Linked DNA regions of Homo sapiens: region 1 is linked to region 2. The links are chromatin loops, found by intact Hi-C in ENCODE. Cell type or tissue: adrenal gland. All regions are shown on one strand. Each heading gives the region's core, and the rest is flanking DNA. Links, peaks and the distances in the headings are about the cores only.

The links. Peaks named below come from ENCODE experiments on the same cell type or tissue, not always from the same donor. Only the 100,000 strongest peaks of a DNase experiment are listed, where the experiment ranks them.
Region 1: a loop joins it to region 2, with 2.7 times the contacts of the local background. A loop is called at or near these places in 4 of 110 quality-filtered maps.

What each region holds. Positions count from the first base shown.
Region 1 is chr4:124,102,512-124,107,898 of GRCh38, forward strand. The region is part of intron 2 of LOC105377407 (a long non-coding RNA gene); the gene reads right to left. Among named protein-coding and RNA genes, the nearest start is that of LINC02516, 450 kb to the right of the region's middle. In adrenal gland, for the core only: no CTCF peak of the experiment used is centred there; no DNase peak of the experiment used is centred there.
Region 2 is chr4:123,751,695-123,757,081 of GRCh38, forward strand. All of the region lies in intron 3 of LINC01091 (long intergenic non-protein coding RNA 1091), which reads left to right. Among named protein-coding and RNA genes, the nearest start is that of LINC01091, 100 kb to the left of the region's middle. In adrenal gland, for the core only: no CTCF peak of the experiment used is centred there; no DNase peak of the experiment used is centred there.

The DNA of each region.
Region 1 (5,387 bases), core at 239-5,238, 350 kb after region 2:
TCATGTCCAGAATGGTGTTTCATAGGTTTTCTTCCAGATTTCTTATAGTTTGAAGTATTACATTAAAATTCATCTTGTGTTAATTTTTGTATATGGTGAAATGTAGGGGTCCAGTTTCATTTTTCTGCATATAGCTAGACAGCTATCCCAACACCATTTACTGAATAGGAATTCCTTTCCCCATTGCTTATTTTTCTTGACTTTGTCAACAATTAAATGGCTGTAGGTGTGCAGCTTTATTTATGAGTTTTCTATTTCGTTCCATTGGTCTCTATGTCTGTTTTTGTACATGCTGTTTTGGTTACTGTAGTCTTACAGTATAGTTCAAAGTCAGGTGATGTGATGCCTCCAGCTTTGTTCTTTTTGCTTAGGATTGCTTTGGGTATTTGTCCTCTCTTTTGGTTCCATACGAATTTTAAAATAGTTTTTTCCAATTCTCTGAAAAATGACATTGGTAATTTGATAGGAATAGCATGGAATCTGTAGATTGCTTTGGGCAGTATGGCCACTTTAATAACACTGATTCTTCCTATCCATGAGCATGGAATGTTTTTCCATTTGTTTGTGTCATCTCTGATTTCTTTTAGCAATGTTTTGTAGTTCTCCTTGTAGAGATCTTTTACCTTGGTTAGATGTATTCCTAGGTGTGTGTGTGTGTGTCTGTGTGTCTGTCTGTGTGTGTCTATTGTAAATGCAATTGTGTTCCTGACTTGTCTCTCAGCTTAAATGTTACTGGTGTATAGATATGCTACTGATTTTTGTATATTGATTGTCTATTCCAAAACTTTGCTGAAGATGTTAATCAGTTCTAGGAGACTTTTGGTGGAGTATTTAGGATTTTCAAGGTATAGAATTATATTATCACCAAATTATATTATCACCGATATATTCCCTCAAATATATTTTCCAGTTTGTTTGCTTTTTCTCCTTCTCTGTCAGGAATGTCAATGATTCATGAGTTTCATTGCTTTACATAATCCCATATTTCTTGAAGACTGCTAATTTTTCAAAATTATTTTTTCTTTTTTTTGTCAGATTGGGTTAGTTCAAAAGACTGGTCTTCTAGCTCTGAAAATCTGTCTTCTGCTTGGTCCAGTCTACTGATAAAGCTTTCAATTGTATTTTGAACTTCCTTAAGTGAGTTTTTCAATTCCCAAAGCTCTGATGGATTACTTTTTAAGATGTTTATCTTTTCTTTCATTCTCTGGATTGCTTTAGAAGTTACTTTGTGTTGGTTTTCAACCTTATCTTGGATCTCAATAAGCTTCTTTGCAATTATTGCTTTGAATTCTTTATCTGTCATTTTTTAGTGTCCATTTTGTTTAGGGACAATTGCTGGAGAACTAGTACAATCCTTTGGTGTTATCATGACATTCAGATTTTTCATGGTCCCAGAATACTTGCACTGGTTTCTTCTGATCTGTAGATGCTGGTACTTCTAATTGTTGTAATTATTTTTGTGTGGATAGGATTTTTTCTTTTTAAAATTTTCCTATAATGTTGTTATTATTATTATTATTATTATTATTATTATTTTATTATCTTTTTATTCTCCCTTTTTTTTCCCCCTGTCTCTAGGGCATGTGACTATAGAGAATGCTGGGTAGGGTCTTTTGGCTTTGTTTCTGTACCCTATGCACTTCTTTTAGAAAGTTTTATATTGGGCTGTGCAGTTTGTCCTATAAGCCCCTAGACGGCACTTACAGCTAAGAGCTGGCTACAGTCAACATAGCTGGATATATACTTGATCCTTATTTACTGGCAGAAGCTGTCTGATGCCTCAGGCAAAGGGCTGATTCATGGGAAACACAGTGGTTTGAGCTTTCTGCTGAAGCCTGGGACATGGAAGCCACAAACGGTGGTGTCAGACTGTGAAGGTCCATCTGCAGATTTGACGGAAGGCACAAACACTAGCACCAAGGGAGAATCCAGTGTGTGATGACCAGGCACCCAGAGGTATGCCAAGGCATGGAGCTGGGAAATCTCCTCCGTTCCAAGTTATCTGCATGGGGACTGGGGGAAGATGAGTGCTCCAGTTGCCTGGATACCTGCCTGGGTGTGGAGCAGAGAGGGCACCCCTGCACCAAGATCTCCATACTGGAGTAGTGGGGCAACTTAAACTGCTGGACCAGGAAAGCCGGTGCTCTAAATGCCTGGAGATCTGCCTGGCCATAGAACAGGGAGGATTTTGCTACATCATGATATATGTCCAGGAAAAGTAGAATGGCTCAGGCTATTGAGCCAGACAAGCAGATGCTCCTAATGCCTGGTGATCTGCCTGGGCATGGAGCAAAGAGGAGCACTCTGAACCAAGAATTCTGCACAGGAAGGGTGTGGAGGCTCAGGCTACTGAACCAGATGAACAGGTACTCTAAATGACTGGATTTCTGCCTAGTAGTAGAGAAGAAAGGGCCCCGCTGCACCACAATCTCAGGGGAGCAGCGTGGGGCATCCAGGAATGGCACATGCAGATCAGTTCCACTTTGCTAAGCTGGCTCTGGCTGCAAGTCTTGTCATCCAGGAGAAACTGCAGTTGTAGTAGCTCTCTTCCTGCCTCAGGCTTGTTACAGGGGAGAGCACAATTCCAGTGCCTACTGCTGAGGCACTTTCCATAGTTCTGGCTATGGAGGCCCCTACACCACTCCAGAGGAGATGCTCCAATCTCTGGCCTGGGACTGAAATGCCTGTGCAGCCACACTGCTGGGTCACCAAAGAATAGTTGACTTTTTATGTGCCCAAATTAAAAATAGTGTCCTGATTTCAGTCCTAGGTCTGGGAAAGTATCTGCAGCTTTTCCTGGTGTCTTTTCCTCACAGCATCTCTGAGCCTGTCCCTAAGTTAACTCCAGGGTTTGGGAAAAGCAAAGTGCTCTTACTTGGCCTGGGTTGCTTGGATACCCAGTGGAAAGATGAGTCATAGAAGGAAGCTCTGCCTCTCTCACGTACGGGGCCTTCACTCACTGTCATGGTGGCTGTATGCTAGCCTTCTTCTCTCTGGAATCTGGGATGTCCTTCACAATTCTGGTAGATGCCCATTCTCCTTCTTGAATTAAAGCTCACAGAGTTGATATTTATGTATTATCTTGCTATTTCCAAATGGTTGAGGCATGCTGAAAGACTCTAATCCACTATCTTGAAAAAAAAATAAGGTAATTTAAAAATATTATCCGAGCATGGTGGCACATGCCTATAGTCCCAGCTACTTGGGAGGCTGAGGTGGGAGGACTGCCTGAGCCTAAGTGGTGGAGGATGCGGTGAGTTATAATCATGCCACTCTACTCTAGTCTGAGCTATGGAGCAAGATCTAAATTAAATTTTTAAAAAGGGACTGTTATCTGGAAGATTTCCTAGGCCTATCAAAGAAATATAATTACTATGTGAGTGGAAATTGATTATGTCCTTTGCTATCATAGAAAATATATAGTTTTAATGTTTGTTTACTAAGAAGGCCAGTGTGTTCCAACTGTGATAGGTTGCCTCATGGAAGAGTTTGTCAAGTGTCCATTTGAAATTAGTTAATGTTATCTTAATCTCATGAATCTTACAACTAGATTGTTCTCAGTGTCTCTTTTCAGAATTTGGGAGCAAATCCTGAACATTTCCATGAATTTGTTTTTCTGCTCTATGAGAGGTCCTTATTTAAATACTTTAGGTATTGCAGCCTGGTAAGATTAACGATCTGCTAAAGTTTGTCTTCTAGCTTCCCTAAGAAGCACTCCCTTATATGTTCAACACAAAACAATCCAGGTTAAAACAAAAACATATGAGACTAAAATTTAGATAAATAGTCAAACAAAAGGGAAGAAAAAGAATAAGAAGTTTAAGTAAAAAAAAATTATCAAATATTGCAATGAAAGTTTTAATTACTTTATACAAAGGCCTATATCCATGGTAAAGAAAATTAGAAAAAGGCCTAATTATATTATACCATGATTTAGGTCTAATTGACATATATAAAGACCTATTGGTTATGAACCCTCTGGTAACAAAATTAAATAGCAACAAATCAAGTCAGTGCTTATTTCTAATCAAGCTCAACTGGCAGCAAATTTGAAGGTCAAATGAAATTTGAGCACAAGGTATAAGGATAGCATGCTTATTGGTCTGAGGGTGCCACAGAATACTACCAAGTGAAGGGCTATGGAACTCATTCTTGGTCTAGTTTTGACTGAGAAAAGAATCTTCTGATCTTATATACAGTTTAGAAAAATAGTTTGTTTTGTTTTGTGTTGGGCATAGGAGCAGATGTAGGTTGTTGTCATTCCTAGAGAATGGTTTATGTTGTCCATGGAGGCAGGAGTGGGTTGCTATTAGTTTTTGAAATGTTTTCTGTTATTTACTGAAGTATGTTTGTCATTGTTTACCATACAGGTGGAACTCGGTTAATGTTAGTTTTAGAAGCATGGTTTGTAATGAGTCTATTGCTGGTTAGCTGATGTTCAAAATGTAGGGCTGTCACTGATTGGCTGGTTTTTAGACACGGATTGACTGAAAAGCGTTGTCATTGATCAGCAAAATATGTTAAAAGCCACATTTCTTACATTGACTTGTTAAAATGTCTACAGAACAATGACTTTTATTCTAGGAGTGTGGACTTTTAATTTTTATGTGTTAGGGATAATTTGTTCTTTGAAAGTTAAATAAAATAAAATAAAACTCTCTGTGCCTGAAGTTTAATTTGGGGAAATGTTTCTGTTTTGCTACTATTTCAAGTCCTTAGTAGTAGCAGGACTATTCAGGCTTTTAGTTGCTTCTTGATTCTGGTTCGGTAAGTTATAGTTTTCAATGTATTTGTCCATTTTGAATAAATTTTCAAAATTGTTGTCTCTTGAGACTATTTTCCTGTTATCTTTTAATTTTATTTATGCCTCATCTGTAGTCTGGTCATATTTTCCATTTATAATATTTGTGCTTTCTTTCTTTTTGTCTTTAATTGTCTTGTTAACTATTTGCATATTTTGATGTCATTTTTCTAAACAACCACTTTTTGGTTTTATTGATCCATCTATTGTGTTTTCATCACTCTAATGTATATTTTCTATTTTATCATTTATGCTTTTATTTTTATTGTTTCTTTTCTTCTGTTATATTTGGGTATATTTGGTTATTATTTTCTAAATGTTAGATACTTTGCTCATTAATTCTTAGCCTTTCTGAATTTCTGATGTATGCATTTAAAAATATAATGTTCCCTTAACGGGTGTCTTATGCAGCCCTATACATTTTGACATGTAGTATTTCATTATTATACACCTCTAGGTCTTTTGAATTTTTCATATTGATTTATTTCTAACTCCTGAGTTATTTGGAAATTTTTTTCTAATTTTCAAATATAAGATAATTTGACTTATCTTTTTATTATTAACTTCTGAATTTCTTGGTTTGTGG
Region 2 (5,387 bases), core at 252-5,251:
GACATGGTATATACTGTTTGTAATCTTTTCTGATTTGGGAGACCAAGGAAATGAGTATCCTTATAATGTCTGATGCTCTAAAATACTAGAGCTCAACAGTTTTTTGAGGTCAGATTTTTAGTGATATGACCAGAGAGCTAGAGAAAGCACTTTGCAGTGTGAGAGAGAAGAAAGCAAAATTATATACATAGGCAATGGGGTTGGCTAGAGAGTTACGAGGGTTTTGGTTGTTCTTAAGCCACAGACTCCATTTTATTCATAGGTTCTACAAAACATTTTTTTTATGATAAAATTTTCTTTTTGCTGAAACTATGGAGGTTTATGTCACTTGCATAAGATAGTCTGAATTAGTAAATGTTAATAAAGCCTACCCTTCTTGTAAAGAAAAAGTTACAAAGAAAGAATAAAATGATTGTAAAGGTTAATAAAAGGATATAGGAAAATAATGGCTTACCATTCCATACTTGCCTAGAGCAGAGCTCCATAACCTGTGTTAGGAGAAGATAACTTTATCTCCAATTGCAAACCAAATTAAAAATATCATATATTGATACCTAAAGAATTGTTCTCCATAATGTCTCTGATTCATAAAGCTAAATGGTGTGTATTCCAAAGACTATAAGTAGACCTTTTTGCTTTTTTAAAATTTGTGAATGTCTGAAGCTCTCTATCTTTTTGGTTTTGTAAGTTTGGAAGAGGAAGGAAATATTCAACTCTTTTTTTTTAAACTATATTTCACACCATGTTTACATGATAATGGATAGAAAATTGTAGCTTAATGAAATCATTACATTCTTCTGTTTCAATATGGGGAAAGAGTTCACAAATTTATATTGAAAGAAAGTCAATGGCTACATGATGTATACTTAGAAAATCTAAAAGAATCTGCATGTACACTATTATAAGTGAATTTAACAAGTTCACTGGATATAGTATCAATGTATAAAAGTCCATTGTATTAATATATGCCAGTAAAAAATGAATAGTTAATAAAAATTGTAAAATATACTGTTCAGAATATAGTTAATTTAGAGCACCTGTGAATGCTTATCTCCAAAATGGCCTACTTGCAAGGTTGGCCCTTAGCTGGCATATGGGAACTTGGATTTCTACAGGGTTCTCATGACCCCAGCTGATAAGAGTTTTTCACTGTATCTATACTGTGTGCAAACAATGTGGTATATTTTGAACATCTGTTTCCCTCTGGGAGTCTGGAATTTTGGTATGTTGGGCACAGAATCTCCAGTGAGTTTTCCTGGTAGACAACATTCTGTACCTCACAATTTATTGCTGGGGGAATTAAGCTTATCCTGTGAGATTCTCCTGGGAGAGAACTTTTTGAAGCGTGTACTTGGTGTAATCTAGACTTCACCCAATGCTCCCTTTCCTTTTGTTGATATTGCTTTGCATCTGTTTGTAGCTCTAAATCATATTCATGAATATAACCATATGCTGGGTCCTTTGGGTCCACCTAGCAAATCATCAAACCGAAAGATGCTCTTGGGGACCTTAGATAGAAATATCATTTACTGTGATAGTAGGAAACATAAAAAACTGGAAACAAGTATGATAAAAGATATACAATATCATTACATCTAAAACTTTAAAATATTATTGAGAACAATTAAAGAAGACCTAAGTAAATACTGTGTTCATGGATTGGAAGATTCAATACTGCTAATATCTCAATTCTTTCTAAATTAATTGATAAAGTCAATGGAATAAAAATAATAATTCCAGCAGATTTTTAAAGGAAGTTAAATTTGATAAGCTGATTCTAAAATTTACGTGAAAAGACAAAGGGCTAAGAATAACCAGGACAAACTTGAAGCAGAATAAAGCTACCTAATGTCAAGATTTATTTTAAAGATATAGTAAGTAATTGAGAGAATATGACATTGGCATAAGAGTGGACAAACTGACCATTGGAACAAGATAGGAAGTCCAGAGACACACCTACACATATATGTTCAAATGGCTTATGATAGAAGTATAGAGGGGAAAGGATTATCTGTTTAGTAAATAGTGCTGCATTTATCAGATAGCCACATGGCAAAAAACATATCATGTACACAAAAGTCAATTCCAGATGGACTGTAGATCTAAATGTGAAAGACAAAATTATAAAACATTTAGAATAAACATAGATGAACATCTTTCTGACTTCGGAGTAGGCAAACTTGTTAAAATAGGAATCAAATACCCTCACATGCAAGAAAATAGTGATACAATAGAGTAAATAAAAGCAGGACCTTCTGTTTCTCAAAAGACTGAATTATAGAGTGGAAAAAGTACTTGCAGTACACATATCTAACAAAGGACTTATCTCCATAATATGTTAGCAAATTTCACAATTATTAAGAAAAATCAACAACAGCCCAATAGGAGAGTGGGCAAAAACTTCACAAAAGAGACAATCAAGTGTATAATAAACATATGAAAAGGTGCTCAATTGTATTAAACTTAAACAATTCTGTAAACTAAAACCACAGTGGGATACCACCAACATGGCTACATAAAAATGATGGAAACTATCAAGTATTGGTGAGGGAACTGGCCCTCTTATACAGGACAGATCAAAGGGAAAATTTGTTACAAACTGGTTTAGCAGTATCTACTAAAGGGGAGCATATGCATATCCTATAACTAGGTAATTCTCCTCTTAGGTATATACCCAGCAAAAATTCATTCATATGAGCAAAAGATATGTGCTAGGATATCACTGCAGTCCATTGATAATAGCCAAAAAATTGGAAAATAAGCAGTATTCATCAACAGTAGAATGGATAAGTAAATTGTACCGTCTTCAAAAAATGGGTTAGTATATAACAATAACAGTGAATGGTCTACAATACATGCAGCAATGTAAGTGAGTCTCATAATGCTGAATGAAGAAACCTACAGAAGACTACATACTGGATAGTTCCTTTTATAAAGTAGGAAAAAGGTAAAATCAATCTACCATGTTAGAAGTCAGGCTCATAGTACCTTAGGATGAACAGTCATGGGGAAGAGAGTGCAGGAGTGGTAGAGATTTTTGTGATACTGGGGAGGTTTGAGGGCTACTTTACAGGTTGTGTTTAGTTTCGAAAAATTCAGCAAGCTGTACACATATGATATAGAAACTTTTCTTTCAATGTGTTTTTTTTTTTTATCAAAAAGCTAAAAAGACAGTATTGGTGGTTTTAAAGTGCTCTGTTTTGGTTTCAGAATTCTGATGTAGTCATTTGATTAAACTGTTTGTTTAAGGATTGTGTTTGAGGAATTTTATCACTTATCATTAAACTATTAGTCTCACGGTGAAAATCTGATATAATACAGCGGAGATATGTCCCAAGTGCTTCAGGAGGACCGAGAATGAAATGGCTAATGTGCGGAAGTGGGAGTAGGAATTCGGGGAGAGCTTCATGGAGAGTATGATGTTTAAGGAGAGCTTTGAGAAGAAGGAATTGGAATAAGCCAGTGCCTTTTCTACTTTGTCCTTTGATATCATTACGTTTTAACTTTGGCTGCACATTAAAATAACCTGTGCAGCTTTAATACATTGAAGCTAGAAATCCATCTTCATTCAGAAATTCTGATTTAATTGATCTGCAGCTGGGAGCTGGGCAGCCGTAATTTTTCATAGTTTTCAAGTCATTTTGATGTGCAACCAGGGCTGCGAATTACTGATTTAGGCAGACAGTGAGAAAGTCAGTCAAGGAGTAGAAAGGAGTGCAGGACAGTGGCTGGAAACTGTAAATGACTTAGAAAGGCTGCATCACAGGAAGTTAGCAAGGCAGGTTAGGAAGGGTCTGAATGGAGAGCCAATCTAAGGAGTATGGCTCTTCAGTAGGCAAAGGGAAGACAGTGGAGTATTGTAGGCTGATGGCTGAAAGGATCAGATTTTCAATGAGCTCTTTAGAAAGATCACACTGGCTGGAGTCTGAAGAATGAACTGGAAGGAACAAGACTGCTGGAAAGAAAATCAGACTTTAATTAGCTGCCTTTACACTTTTTTTTTTTTTTTTAAACAGTCAGGGGCTTGCTCTGCCACCCAGGCTGGAGTGTAGTGGTGCAATCCTAGCTCACTGCACTCTCGAACTCTTGGGCTCCAAGGACCCTGTCAGCTCAGCCTCTGTAGTAGCTGGGACTGCAGGCACCCAGCATGGTGCTTGGCTAGTTAAAATTTTTTTTGTTGTTAAAATAGAGATGGGGTATCGCTTTATTGCCCAGGCTGGTCTCAAACTCCTGGCTTCAAGTGATTCTCCCAACTTGGCTTCCCACAGTGTTGGGATTACAGGTGTGAGCCACTGCATCTGGCCCTTAATGCTATTTTACAAGTTTCTGGGTCCTTATAATTGTTCCTAGTTATAAATCCATTTCCTTTCCTTTGGTGAACATGCACGTCCCTCACCCAGGAATGCTCTTGCCTGCCCTTTTAGACTGCTTGCTTGTCTTCTAATCTTAGCTTAAACATCATCTTCTTTGGAAAACCTTTCTTACCCCTTCTAAGAAAAACTTTTCAACACATAGAAATAAGGCAAAACAGAGGTGATATCAATGGCATTATTTGTCTGTATCATTCATGGATTATTTACTTCTTTAGAAGATCGCACTTGTGTTAATTTTGTTATTTACTAGTTGATTAAAGTTTAGACATCATGAAGTTACATGGTAACTGTGTAGTATAAATGATAACCCAAATATTATAATTTTATTGCTTTCTGGGACATTAATCAGTTTCGTATCTAACTAATAATCCTATTCTGAATTCATCTTTTAGAGATGTCCATGAATTCCCAATTCTTCAAATGACCTTGGAGCCAGCTTTATCTCTTACTGGTTCCCTCATTAATGAGCTAAATAAGACTTTGACACCAATTCACATGATTATATGAGAATCTTGGTTTAGCTTTTTGAAAATTTTACTTTGTCATCCTCTAAGATTGAGTTAGGTCTTGTTTCCCACAGACTGTTCGGCCCCATTATAGCTTGAACTTACTGCCTTCAGGCACCAGGGCCATTTTGACCACTCCTAACCCTCTTGACCCACCTTTGTTTCTCAGGGTACCAGGTTGTAGAATCATGTATGTTTTAAAATTAAAAAAAAAACATTAAAATATCCACTTTTTTGAAGTCTAGGACAGTAACCTGAATATGCCTTATGTTTCTTTCCCAGGATTTTATGAACACTAAAGGTGACAAGGTTTCTCTTTAACTTTGCATAACAGTTTTCATCATTGATTAGAATTTTGTCAAGGGTAATGATTGTTTTAGTTGACGCTCAACTCTATAAATTTAACATAAGAACTGGCTTTCAAAAAATTTATAATTGACAAGTGCATTGTTAAACTCTCTACTGATTAAGTTTCTTTATGAATAAAACTTGGATGTGATTCATCTTG